Linked DNA regions of Mus musculus: region 2 is linked to region 1. A link is a contact called in ENCODE Hi-C data. All regions are on one chromosome and are shown on one strand. Each heading gives the region's core, a stretch centred on a gene start or an enhancer-like site at or near the end of the contact. The rest is flanking DNA. Distances are from core to core; before and after follow the strand shown.

Region 1 (7,404 bases), core at 3,323-5,822:
ATAGGAAGGAAATTAGGGGAACTGCTTGTATTTGGGTCATAGGATAACTTAGAGCTTAGTCTCCTTCTTGAGAAATGTACCTTCTACTAGGAACCTTGTCACAGTGAGCCTCTACATTTTGTTGTTTTTTTAAAGCAAAACAAAAACAAACAAACAAACAGGATACTGGGAGAATTGGTTTGTCTCCAGTGAATGTTTCTGACCATGAAGCCTGACCCCCACAAGACTGAAAGAGGTCATAGATGCCCTTATTGCTTATTCGTCTCACTTTTTTGTGTTCCATCTATGTTAATATGTCAGATCCAAAAGAAACTGAGGACAAATGGCTAACCATTAGCATACCAAAAACCATTCTGGCCTCCAGCCTCTCTCAGCATTGCAAGTATTTGTTACAGAGTTCATGGCTCACCCCATGATTCTCAGCTCATTACCCTAAACTTCCCACCCCTTACCCTAAACTTCTCCAGCTCATGGGCTTCCCTCTCCCCAGCTTCTCACTACTATATAGCCCTGCCATTTCATCCACGCACTCTCTTTTTGCTCTCTTGGTTCTTGGTTCCCTCCCTTGGTCCTCTCTTGTCTTTGCTTTTTTTTTTTCTCAATTCCCCTCCCCCTATGGTCCAGTTCTGTCTACTGATCCTGTTTAGTCTATTACTTTTTTCTTCCTGCTTTGGACTCTTCCAGATACCTCTGGTTGTACTCTTCCCTTGAATCTACAGTTGAAAACTTCTCAACTACATTTTGGAGTGGTCATGTCCTCGTTTTATATAAGTAAAGGTTATTCTTCTCAACAGTCAATTTCCATTGTTTAGGGCTTCAGAATAGGGAAGTAGTTATGCTAAAATCAGAAGAGTGAAAGAGCCAAGCAGGGTGAGAGCCTCCTCACACAAACCCCCAATGCTATGCCACCTCCAAGGAAGCAACAGAAAGCCCAGAAAATTTTCAGACTAGTCCTTTGGGGAAAAGAGAAGTTGACCTCAGTAGTTTCTCTTGAAAGTTACTTATGTTGTGCTGCAGCTTGCATCACTCTGGATACGGGATGGAGTTCTTTCAGTCTTGGAGTTCTTTCTCTTCTCTTGTTTTCTACATCTATTGCTTCTTCTTGTTCAGAATAAAAAAGAGCTCAAACTGTTTTGAGTCATTTCAGTCAAATCCTAGACATTAAGGAACAAACAGCAGTTAGCACTATTGAATCCTGTCAAATGTCAGGGACACATGCACACACAATTACTATTTTAAACCTTGAGTATTGAGAGAGTGGATTATTATAAGGATACATAACTGAACATAGGAGTACTTTTGCAAGTGCAATGAAAATACACAAGAATTTACACACTAATAAAAAATTAATTCGTTATTAATTCGTTATTACACAACACAAATTATTCTTGTTCTCATGGCAGTCACAGCAGCTCCTTGAGTCTTGGCTAGGCTGCCATGCTTCTACACTAGAAACCTCTGGATAAAATAACCACAAAGAAAGGCTTGTCAGGCCACAGTCATTTTCATTCTGTATTTGTGCTGCTGAGATTGACCCCAGGCAAGCATGCTATGATAAATCCCAGACCCTAGACCAAAGGACTTTTAAAATATGGAAACATTGGCAATTCTTCTCCCATCATCTCTCTCTCCAATCAGGCTGCCCCACCTAATTTACAATGGACACAACTCAGAGCTTCAGAACAGTTACATGGCCTCAGTCTAGGACCATCATAGTTCGTCGTTCAGGAAGTATCTCTATATTTGAACCTTCTAGAGGGACCTCTTCTAATTATTTCATTCAGCAAATCCTTGGACTATAGTATAGTATGTATAATAACTATAGTTTTTTTCTGGACTGAGAAAAATTTGTAAGATTTTTTTTTTGTTGGTATTGGTGTTGGTGGTCTATCTATCTATCTAGTACACAACATAGTTCTGGTACATTGTTCTTTGGTGTGCAATTATAAAGTGATATAATAAACATGATTTTCAGTTCCCACATATTATGGTGGACCTGCTCAGAGTGTATTGATATAGGTTCTATTTTATACAAAATTCTACATATCAACTTATCCAGAAATGAAGATTCATGGCCACTGCTGCAGTCATAGTGGGGGATATTTTCCATGTCTTCAGCCATGCTTTCTGGTCAGCTTCTTGCTTCTTATCCACATTGCCCTCTGGGTACTATTCGGCCCCAGACCTTTTGCACTTTATTGATATATAATTTTTAATGGTGGTATGTATATGGTATATTTCTTTTTCTCTTTCATCTATCTTTAAAATATAATTATTCGTAAACTCTCCAAAATAAATGAAGTAAGGCCAAGATTTTTTTTAATTAGAGGTAGCTCCTTTTTGGACAAATATTTCGGAAATATAAAACCAAAATATAGTTGGACCTAGTTTTGACTTTAGTGTATTTCAACTATTCAACAAAGACCAGCTATTTGTTTTCCTGGGTCCAGACTTAAGGCAATAGGTAGAACGAGAAGAAGATATGGAAAAGGTACCCCTGACCACAGAAGACTGTTGAAATTCTTACTCCACATTCTTTGATTATTTTGTCAGTAATTCTGAGCATCACAGGACTGGATGGGGAAAAACCATCGTCCTATCATTGTGGTGGTTCCTAGGATGCTCAAATACCATTAGAGGCCAGAAAGGAGTTCTGGCCTTGTGATCTGTGAGCTAACAGAAATAGTCATAGAGGACTTTTGCACGGTAAGATATTAGAGAACTGCGGTGGCTCTAGAACCATGAGCTGTCTGTTCTGTATGGAAACTCCAAAAAGAAAACTCTGTGTTAAGTAGATATGAGAAGAAGAGCCAAGGGGAGGGCAGGAGGGAGGGAGCCACAAGAAACTGGCAAGCTGCAAGAGAGTAACTCAGGACAGACCCTTGTGAGGAAGAGAAGTGGGGGGAAATGGGGTTGGAAAGCACTCAGAAAGCAGGTTTATATAATCTACATGTTGCAGAAACTTGTATAACTGGTTTCCTTCTGAGGACATTGGCTTGTATGGGAGTGTGGCTTCAGAGTCCTGCCTTGCTATCACTGAATGGAAACAGGCAGTGGGACCTGTGGCCTCTAATGCAGTTGGTGGTAGGTTTAAGACAGGTTGGCTAGCTTTGAATCAATAACTGTTGTGTGTTTCCACATCTCCACATCTACCACAAGTTTCTATTTCATAGCACTCTGAGCAGCCTCTCTCCCTCCCTTCTCAACTTTATAGTAATGGTTCATAAATACAAGTCGTAAATGAATTACTCTTCTGTGTTTGCCATTGCTCATAAGATGCTGATGCAAAGAATCAAAGTCGTTGCATGTATGAAGAAGGAAACGGGAAGAGGAAACAGTTGCTATTTCCAAGGATGTGAATTATTTCCATTTCTCCACCACTGACTCTTCAGGCAAACATAGCTCCTCATCTCCATGCATTCAGCAGCTGCTTTCACTGCTACATACTTAGGTGAGGGGACTTAAGATGCAATTCAAAGTTTCAATGTTGCCTTAACCACTGATTTCATAATCTCCACTAAGCTCTCAGAGTTGCTTATCAAAGCTCAACAAAATGATATATTTTCTCTTAACTTCAAATTGTGGACTCTGGAAGTTCTGTACTCACTGGGTCTGGGGGTAACTGAGAAGCCAAATCCTCATTCCTTCATGGCAGAATGAAGAGGAGCATCATGAAGCACCTATATCTCACAGACACAGTAACAGGAGCAGTATTTAGGTCATCTTTAGTTTCACCCCACGCATCTAAAGTCAGTCTCGTTGGCTTCGTTTTTCAAGTTCAAGCCAAAGCCACAATAAACAGGAAGAAGGATTTGTCTACAACGGAGACAAGGCACTATGACTCTTATGTCAGTACTCCTAGTGTTTCCCATGATTTCTAACCCAGATAATGAATAATGTATGTGATATAAGAAAATGTTTTAAGGACTAGAGAGGTGAGTAACTCAGGAATTAAGAACACTTGCTGCTGTTTCAGGGGATCCCAGGTTTAGTCCCAGCACCTGCACCAGGATGCCTGTTACTCATGTTCTAAGGGATCCGACACCCTCTTCTCAGTTCTGTGGGTATTCATGCACGAGATACATATACATACTCTCAGGCAAATACAAAGAAAAAAATAAATGAATACTTAAAATGAAGTACGTACTGAGTTGGGTTTAAAGCCGGATTGTTTTCTATCAGAAATTATAACTTGATGAAAAGAGCTAACTTTTTCTCTTCTCAACCTGGTCTATCTACTTCTTAAGTGTACTACTGCCAGAGTGACTTTGAAGGGCCTCTAGTTCCCAGCCACTTACAGGGATCTTGTTTCTCCACATCCTCTCATTTTTGACTTTTAAACTGAATGAGAAGAGGAAGAGGAAGTGGTGTGTTGCTCTAAGACATTTTCCTCCTTCATGGACCGAACTTTGGCTTTCACAGACCGCCCACGCACATAAGTGACGAGAAGGAAGGACGCTGTGACATGATGCAAACAGAAATTCCAACAGCCTCCAGATATGATTAGGGTTCCTCCCCTGACAAGACCTGTCTTTGCAGTCTTTGCCTCCGTGGCCTCTAGGTGGACAGCTGCAGTCAGCTCTGCCAGGGAAGATGGCTGAGTACGAGCTCATGCATATCCACTCCCTGGCTGAGCACTACCTTCAGTATGTGCTACAGGTACCCGCCTTTGAGTCGGCTCCAAGCCAAGCATTCAGAGTGCTACAAAGAGTTGCTTTCTCCGTTCAGAAGGAAGTTGGAAAGAACCTAAAGTCATACTTGGATGACTTTCACGTGGAATCCATAGATACCACCAGAATAATATTCAACCAAGTGATGGAAAAAGAGTTTGAAAATGGCATCATTAATTGGGGAAGGATTGTGACTATATTTGCCTTTGGGGGTGTTCTCCTCAAAAAAACTTCCACAAGAGCAGATTGCCCTGGATGTACGTGCTTACAAACAAGTTTCCAGTTTTGGGGCAGAATTCATCATGAATAACACAGGAGAATGGATATGGCAGAATGGAGACTGGGTATGTGTGATGACTATATATATATATATATATATATATATATATATATATTCTACTGAAGAATAAGAATGAAGAGTTTCCTTACTAATTAAAACAAACAAGAAAGTAACAATCAAAGGACTTCACTCTGTTTGTATGCCTTATTTTTAGATACTCTGAGTTAAAATTAAACTAAACAAAAATCCCCTGGGTCATTTCCAATGGCTTCTACTGGAAATGTTTTTTTTTAGGCTTTTTAAATAAGATTATACATTTATTTTATGTATGTGAGTACACTGCCACTGTCTTCAAACACATCTGAAGAGGGTATGAGATCCCATTACAGATGATTGTGAACCAAACATGTGGCTGCTGGGAATTGCACTCAGGACCTCTGAAAGAGCAGTCAGTGCTCTAAACTGCTGAGCCATCTCTCCAGCCCACTACCCCCCCTTCTTTTTATAGCTGGAGAACATTTGTGTTTCCAGCTTTAATTCTAGCTGTGAGGTCTGGGCTTAAGAACAGCACCATATTTTTTAAAACCATATCTTCAATATCAGCAGTGAAGATCCCCAAGCGCCTGCCTTTTGCTAGAGTTTCCCATGACAATTGAGAACTAGTACAGAAAGAGCTGGTATTAAATACTGTCATATGTACTTCATTGTATAGTAATAGTCAACTATGTGTATGCTTTTGTACATTCATTACTTACATACTTTTTTCCATTTTCTTAGCACACTATCATGTGTAGCTAACCAGACTCCCCCACAAAGTCACTAGGGATCAAATCTAGAGCCTAATGTGGTCTGAGTATATGTTTTCTCAGTGTACTGTATCCTTAGCTTCATGGTTAGTCTTTCTGGGAAATATTTTACAAATTGGTATCTGGGCTATACATGGAAGTGCCCATTCTGGAACCATGGAAAGAAAGATAATAGGACCAAAACTTTAAGGTCAACTGCAACTACATAGTAAATCAGTAGAAGGCCACCTCTGGTCACATGAAGGACTCCTTCATCTCCTCATCCAAATAGTACATAGATTTATTCTGTAACTTCTTTCGTCAACCCAGTACACTTAAAATAACATTGTAAAGAATATTTTATGGTCTGAGGAAGTACATCAATCGTGGAGTCCCTGTATTGTGTGAACAAGATCTCTAATCCCACACCTAGAACCATAAATAAAAATTAAGAGTTCTTCGTATGTTTTGCTGTGTGTACATGTTGTTGAAGAGCTGGTCTCTTCCAGCTGGCATATATTTATTTGAGTTATTTCCAGACCTTTTCCTGCATGTAGGTATGATTTCTAGGGTGGATATATGCTTGTAGAGTTACTTGCTCATGGTGTATATCCACTTTGAAATTACTGGAGTTTTCCCTTCCATAGTGGTCCTACCAAGTTATAAACCTGCCAGAGCATGTTGAGACTATCCAGTATTCCCTTGGTCCAAGTCCTCTAGAATGAGGCCCTATTAATCTATTAACTTTCTCCACTTTGTTACTCTAAATACACACACCTAGTTATTCTGTGCTAATTCTTTTCCCCTTGTTACTAGTAGAGCTTCTCTTCATGTTGAGCATATATTCATGTTTACTGACTAATTCTTAGAATTGCCTGTTTTGCCCAGTTTTCAATGGATTTATTAACTTATAAGAACTCTGAGAATTCCTATATGTGACAGATTATTTTCAGTTTGTTTCTTATCTTCTAAAAATTGTTTATGTTTTCATTAATTACAAGTATTTAAAAGTTTGGTGCAATTGACTTTATTGAACACTGGCTGTTCCATTTCTGATTTGTTAGAAGTCTGCTTGCTTAGTGCTGTCTTACTGTAAGTCAGTCCCCCTTTTCAACTACTCTTCTTTCTAACTTGGCCTGAATTGGGTTTAGCTAAAACATGTCAGAAAAATGTCTGCTGCACTGTGTACACCTTAAGTGAAGACAAATGTCTTCTAGCCCAGCAGCCACAACTGAGCATAGAGCAAAGAGCCCCACAAGCTCTATAGGTTTACACTATGTTCCTTCCCATTGCCTAGCACAGCATGTGCAAGACAGAGTATCTGATACTCAAAAACCTAACTCCTTACTAAGGCATTGTGTGAATTCTTAAAATTCCAAGCAATGAATGGTTTGGAGTGGTCTCTTAGAATCTCTAGAAATGCATTCATTATCAGGGAGTCACAGAGATATTAGCATATATATATTAGCATAATATATATTAGCATAATATATATATATTAGGGAAACTCTACCTTACTAGAGGTATGAAAGACCACCCCCTCTCTCACACACACACAAACACACACACATACCTTGTACATAGCTCCTATGCAGATTCTCAGATCTTCCCATTTACAGATGGGAGATTATGTTGTCAACATGATAGAAGAGGTGTTTGAGATCATTTT
Region 2 (7,404 bases), core at 1,352-3,851, 61 kb after region 1:
AGGGCCTCAACCACTCAGGCATCCAAGGCCCCTGTCAGCCTTCCTGAAGGAGCACTCTAAGACAGGGATGGTGACTAGGTTTAAAGAGAGAGATACACACACACACACACCACACACACACAGAATGAGAAACAGAGACAGACAGACAGACAGACAGACAGACAGACAGACAGAGAGACAAGCATGTAAGCCACATCAAATTCTTGAGAATAAGGTATTAAGAGAGGCGTCAATCTGTCCCTGAATGCCCCTAAACTTGAGCCAAGTCATCTGGATTCAATGGTGGCTTTCATGTGGCAAGGCGGGGAGGCTGGAGAGGGCAGGTGTCAAGGCTGATGCCCGGAGAATGGCAGGAGGTGGCCTCTGGCTGGTTGGACTTGTGAGGAAAACCTGAGCTGGCAGTTGGAGAGAAGGGAAGGCTTTGCAGGCAGCCAATGACCTGAGACTTGATCTAGGCACCGAGGAAGAGCACTGAGGAAGAGGAGGGCCAGCAAGATGGCTCAGTGCATAAAGGTGCTTGCCACCAAGCCGGATGACTAAGATCGACGCCTGGAGCCCACGTGCTAGGAGACAACAGACTCCACAAACTGTCCTCTGACCTTCACTCGTGCACACTGTGTGCCCACTTGTGCACACACATTGATTAAATTAATAAAAGCAAAAAAAAAATTTTTTTTTCTTAACCAGAAAAAGTAGAAATTGGGTTTTGAGAGTTCTCTCTCTGCCTCAGCCCCGTGAAGGCCCAACAAGCTGACACCCTTCTGTCCAGCAACTGGGAATTCAAACCTCCCAGAGCAAGGACTTAGAGGGCAGGGAGCTGCAATTTGTGGCTATTTTTAGCAAGCAATCACAGGCAGAATTTAAGCAGCCAAAGAGAAGAGGCAGTAAATGATCTGTCTTAAATTCTAGATGACAGAGGGAGACAGAGACAGAGAGAGGGAGCAGAGATGAACCTGGGATCTGCACACACTTCCCTGAGCAGAGGAGTTTGCCCCTCAAAGAGCAGGCCGCATTTACAAAGCCCTCCTTCCAGTTCCAAGTACTCTGCTGGGGCCCTGTGGCATATTTGCTACCTCAGCACAGGCTGCAAACAATTTTCACAGGAGCTGGGAGGGGTGGAGCATGCAGGAGGTATGCAGGCAGGAGGATAAAGAATTCACCATCAGCCTCCACTATATAGCAGTTCTGAAGCCAGCCCAGGTTACATGAGGAAAAAAAGAGAGAGTGAGAGAAAATAATTTTTATGCTCAAGATGAAGGAGGAAGGGCGGGATTTGGAGAGCTTTAGCAGAGCTCTGTGGCAGAACCTGGGTGAAGGGGACTGGAGCCATAGCTCAGTGGATAAGGGCACGTCCTGCCCTTGCAGAGGACCCAAAGTTCTCTCTGTTCCCTGTACTCAGGTTACACTGGGTGGCTCACAATCACCTCTAATTTCAGCTCCAAGGGATCTGCTGCCCTCTTCTGGCCTCCATAGGCATCCACACACGTATGACATGGTATACACACAGACACAGGCACACAGATTTCACACAGCACGCACGCACATAAAAATATAAATGAGAAAAAAAAAATCAAAGGATAAAGGAATGATGCTCGAGGTTGAGTGGCAGGGCTGAGCCTTGGGCTTGGTGGGGCTAGACCTAGAGAAGTGGCCCAAGGGAGGCCCAATATGGGATGCTGCTGGTGAGCGCTCACAAGGGAGGGTGGGGCAAGATTGGACCCTGTTCGGTAGGACAAATTTTGAGGGAGGGTGATTGTGCAGAGGGGGATGGTCCTGGACACAGGACAGGAGATGTGATTGGCGGGGCCTGGGTGGGCGAGGCTCAACTGGACTGCAGGCTTGCTGGGGGGATTGGGATAGGGCAGAAGTGGTTTGGGAGCTGGGGTCGGCTAGACCGGATCAGCCGGAAGGGGTTCTGTGGGCGGGGCTCGGGGGCGGCGACCTGGGCTCGACAGAGAGCGGCTCGGTAGAGTGGGCGGGGTTTGGCAGGGCGGGGTTCGGGGTGGGGCGAGTGCCCTTACCTTGAAGTAGGCGAACTGCAGAAACTTGTAGGGCTCGCGCTGCTGAAAGTCCGCCAGCACTGAGCGGCTGGGCTGCGACTGGCGGAAGGCGGGCAGGCCCTGCTTGCAGCGCTTGAGGCACTGCGCGCGGCGCAGCACGCTGCCGAAGAGGCGTAGTTCGGCGTGGCTGGCCGGGCCGGCGGGCGCGGGTGCTGGCGTGGCCGCGCTGCAGTTGCGGTGGCAGAAGGCCTCGCTGTCGCGCAGCAGACGGTGCAGCCGCAGGCTCACCTCCAGGTAGCCCACGCTCTCGGCCCAGTGCTCGCCGCTGTACTGGTCGAGCGCGTGGCGGTAGGCCGACTCGAGCGGCATCAGCTCGTCCCGCGGGAAGCTGCGGAAGCTGTAGCGCTCGTACTGCCCGCGCCCGGGGGTCGGCGCGCACCCGACACACAGCAGCACCAGCAACGCGGCCGTAGGGCTGCGGGGCCCCATCGCGCGTGGCCCACGAACCAGAGCCCCGAGCTGAGGACGCGCGACGCGGCAGGCCTAGGAAGGGAGGCGGGGAAGCGGGCCGTGGCCCGCCCCGTCCGGCAGACCTCCTCGCCGGGGGACCGAGATGGGCGTGCCTGGAGGAGGTGCTCAGCCTTTGCCTCTGAAAGGTGGAGGGGTAGGACCCAAGTGAATTCCAGGCCAGCCTGCGGTGCGTGGAACTCCCATCTTTGACAGGAAAGAAAGTTTATAATCACTTTAAGAATGTATGGGCCGCGCACGCCTAATTTCTGGTTCACCACATCCTGGTTGGGGTGCGTTTTAGTTTTCGACTCGGTCTCCTAGCTGTAGCCCAGATTAGCCTTAAACTCCCACTATAGTTCAAATTTATTTCAAATTTACATCGCTAAGCCTGCCATAAATAATAGGCTGCGGGTTTACAGGCTTCACACTTTGAATAGCAATGCTATTGACCTAAGGTTTTAGAGGATGTTGCATGGATAAAATTAGTAAGAATACCGGTGGCTCCTTGAATATCGTGTGACTTGTCTAGTTGAGGATATATTACGTCTTAGGATGCTGGAGGAATTTACCTGAGCTATATGATGAAGACAGCATTAAGAAAAAAATTCTGAGCTGGGCGTGGTGGCGCACGCCTTTAATCCCAGCACTCGGGAGGCAGAGGCAGGCGGATCTCTGAGTTCGAGGCCAGCCTGGTCTACAGAGTGAGTTCCAGGACAGCCAAGGCTACACAGAGAAACCCTGTCTTGAAAAAAAAAATTCTGTACACTTTGAAATAGTTTACAGCAAAGGTATAGGGATAGAATTCAAAACTATATATATATACATACATACATATACACATACCCTTTTGTAAAATATGTATGTATGTATGTATGTATATATATATATATATATATATATATATATATATATATATATATATACACACACATACATATACACATACCCTTTTGTAAAACTTAGAAGCTGACTGGCTCACCTTTGATCCCAGCACTTTTAGAAGGCAGAAGCAGTGAGTCTCTGAGTTCCGGAGCAGCCTAGGCTACACAATGAGACCTTGTCTAAAACAAACAAACAAAAACAGAAGGTATTTAGAACTTCCGAGATTAGCTGCTAAAGGCACTTGGTACCAAGCCTGATGACCTGAGTTCAATCTCAGGACACTTTGGGAAAACAGAATCGGCTCCTCCACGTCAATGTTTGACCTCCACACCCGTGCTGTGGTACCTGGGTGCGGTTCCCGGTCAGGAGGCCAGGAAAACCAGGTTCTTGGGGAGGTTCCTGTAAAGGATTTATTACAACAAGAATTCCTCATTCCTTTTCAATACTGTATTTACTGTGCTATTCAATAAATGGATGGGCGTTGGGATTAATATTAGATCATATGACTGTAAGATTAGAATTGGAGATATCAGAAATCTGAATAAGGGCTGGAGAGATGGCTCAGTGGTTAAGAGCACTGACTGCTCCTCCAGAGATCCTGAGTTCAATTCCCAGCAACCACATGGTGGCTCACAAACCATCCGTAACGAAATCTGATGCGCTCTTCTGGAGTATCTGAGGACAGCTACAGTGTACTTACATATAATAAATAAATCTTTTTTTAAAAAATCTGAATAAATCAAGCACCTTCTCTGTAAATGAGAGCAACCAGTAGTTGGTCTTCTTGTATTTGTTATGGCCATACCTTATCTCAAATACTAATTAACAGCCGGGCTAGGTGGCGTACGCCTTTAATCCCAGCACTCTGGAGGCAGAGGCAGGCAGATTTCTGAGTTCGAGGCCAGCCTGGTCTACAGAGTGAGTTCCAGGACAGCCAGGGCTACACAGAGAAACCTTGTCTCAAAAAAACAAAAACAAAAACAAAAAACAAAGCTGCAGAGATGGCTCAGTGGTTAAGAACAGTCTTCCCTCCCAGAGATCTTGGGTTCGATTCTCAGCATGCACATGGTGCCTCACCACCTCATGTGACTCTATTTCCGGGCATTCGATTCCCTCTTCTGGCCTCTGTAACCACCAGGCCCATGTGTGGTACACCAGGCAAGCAAAATACCTCTGGACGCAAGCTTTTAAAAAATTAAAATTGTAAAAAATGGCTGAGTACTTACCTAATATGTGCGAGGTCCTGGGTTTGGTTCTCAGAACTAGGGAGGGTGGGTATTTGTCTGACCTACATTATGTAGCTGCGTTAAAACATCATGGCCAAAGGCAACTTGTACATAAAATAGTTTATTTGGCTTGCAGGTCACAGTCCAGCAGCAGCAGCCAAGGCAGGAATCTGGAGGCAGGCACTGACGCAGAGCCATAGATGAATTCTCCTACTGCCGTGCTCCCATGACCTGCTTAGCTTGGTTTATTTATCTATCTATTTATTTATACCACCCAGGACTCAGGGCTGGCAACACCCGCAGTGAGCTGGGCCCTCCCACATCAGTCATTATTCAAGAAAATGCCCCCAAAGACTCGCTAGTAGGCCAACCTGATAGGGGCATTTTCTAAATCGACGTTCCCTCTTTTCAGATGACTCTAGTTTGTATTCAGTTGATAAACAAATTAACTAGCACAGAGTTCTGCGGCTGTGATTAAACACTGGCCACAAGCAATTTAGAGAGGAAAGTGTCTATTTTATACCTCCAGGTCGTAGCTATCGTTGAGGGACGTCAGGACAGGAATTCATGGCCGGTACCGTTGAAGGATTTTGCTTTTTGGCTCACTCAGGCTCATACTGGCTTTCTTTTCTTTTACTTTTAAATATTTATTTGTTTGTTTGTTTGTAGTCAGGGTATCACTGCATAGCCCTGGCTAGCCTGATACTATTTAGACCAGGCTGGCCTCCTAAAACTCACAAGATATATATGTGTGTGTGTGTGTGTGTGTGTGTGTGTGTGTGTGTGTGTGTGTGTGTGTAAAAATATAAATATGTGTGTGTGTGTGTGTGTATGGGGTAAAAAGCATGTGCCACCATACCTGGCTTAGCTAACTTTCTTTCCCAGCTCAGAACCATCCACCCAAGGAATGGTGCCCTCCATCACAGTAGGCCAGGCCCTCCTACAGCAATTAATAATCAATACACTGTGTCACAGGCATGTTCACTGATCTAGACAATTCCTCAGCTGAGGCTTCTCTCAGACCATGTTTGGCTGTGTCGAGAAGACAAGAACACTGGGCTTCTCAGACCTTATGTCTGATATGTTATCCCTGGGACTTGGGGCCTGGTATGGCCAGACCTTCTGATCTTTCAAGAACACCTGGAAATGCAGATTATGTCATCCTCTGGTTGTACGTTGACAACTATAGAAGTTAAATTACACTCGAGACACTAGTGGGCTAACATGCCTTGTGCCAAATCAATAACTCGTTGGGCCCCATGTAGTTATAACATTTGATGTAGACAGAATACCACTGTGATTATTCAGAGACTAGGAGAGTCACACCTGCAGGGGTGGCTGTAAACTCAGAGAGTGGCATAACCTAGGGAGCTTCCCTGAAGAAGAAACAGAAACATGGGGAGAGACCAAACGTACCAGAAACTAACCAACCGGAAGGAGAAGGAGAGGAGGAGGAGGAGGAACAAACAAGGAGCTGGAGAGATGGCTCAGTGGTTAAGAGCACTGAGTGCTCTTCCAGAGGTCCTGAGTTTAATTCCCAGCAACCACGTGGTGGCTCACAACCATCTAAAATGGGTGTGTCTGAAGACATTGAGAGTGTACTTACATTAAAACAAATAAAACTGGGCGTGGTGGCTTTGTTAGGCCGGGTGTGGTGGCACACACCTTTAATCCCAGCACTCAGGAGGCAGAGGCAGTGGATTTCTGAGTTCAAGGCCAGCCTGGTCTACAAAGTGAGTTACAAGACAGCCAGGGCTACACAGAGAAACCCTGTCTCGAGAAAAAAACAAAAACAAAAACAAAAAAATAACTCTGTTTTTAACGAAAGGAAAGAAACCTTAAAGATAACAGCTGAAAGATACAAGGAAGCACATGCTCTCACACATGAGAAAACAAGAAAAAAAAAAATGGGGAGACAATTGGAGTAGCTGTTTTTGTCCCGAAGCAGGCATCCAGTGGGGCCTCGGGTGCTGTCAGACAGTTCAGACTCCTGAAAGGACAAATGTGGGTAAAGCTATCCCAGCAGCTCCCACTGTCTTACGCACAAGCCGGTTCCTGACACAGGGCTATCAACTTTTACTGATCGTTTATTTCAAAACTTTATCTTTTCACCAATTTATAACTAAACACTTTGTTCAGTTGCACAACTTAGCCCCGAGAAGACGTGGAGCTCATGACTTACTATGCCAGGAAGTGAGAAAGATAAGAATCCCTGACACAGCAGAACTTCCCACATTTTTAGCTGACAAGTGGGTGAGGGGCCTGGCTTGGTCTATTTGAAATTATTAATTTATATTTGAGGACACACACACATGCGGCTACTTGCACGTAGACACTGGTGGGCAGCTTGTGGGAATTGGTCCTTTCCTTCCACTCTGTGGGCTCTAGGGATCAAAGTTAGTGCCCCCGTGTCACTGAGCCATCTTTCCTGCTATCTTAGGGGTTTACTGCTGTAAACAAACACCGTGACCAAGGCAACTCTTATAAGGACAACATCTAATTGGGGCTGGCTTACAGGTTCAGAGGTTCAGTCCGTTATTATCAAGGTGGGAGCATGACAGAGCCCAAGGGGGCATGATGTAGAAGGAGCTGAGAGTTCTACATCTTCATCTGAAGGCAAACAGGAGAGGACTGACTTTAGGCAGCTAAGAAAAGAGTCTTAAAAGCCCACAGTCACAGTGACACTCCTCCTCCAAGGCCACGGCCACACCTACTCCGATAAGGCCACACCTCCTAATAGTGCCACTCCCTGGGTCAAGCAAATTAAGACCATACCACACCTGCCC

Evidence for each region. Hi-C counts contacts between places; a loop is a spot of excess contacts on that map.
Region 2: a map of mouse trophoblast stem cell shows a loop between it and region 1 (2.8-fold over the local background). The contact joins the promoter of Crtap here to the promoter of Bcl2a1c in region 1. A Hi-C loop is called at or near these places in 11 of 37 maps with a recorded cell type or tissue (CH12.LX, T-helper 17 cell, T-helper 2 cell and 4 more).

What each region holds. Positions count from the first base shown.
Region 1 is chr9:114,325,563-114,332,966 of GRCm38, forward strand. Bcl2a1c (B cell leukemia/lymphoma 2 related protein A1c) reads left to right here and starts at 4,573. Exons shown (of 1, transcript NM_007535.2): 1 at 4,573-5,016. The coding sequence starts at 4,594. The coding sequence ends at 4,980.
Region 2 is chr9:114,388,111-114,395,514 of GRCm38, forward strand. It overlaps Crtap (cartilage associated protein), which reads right to left and starts at 2,602. Exons shown (of 7, transcript NM_019922.2): 1 at 2,022-2,602. The coding sequence starts at 2,489.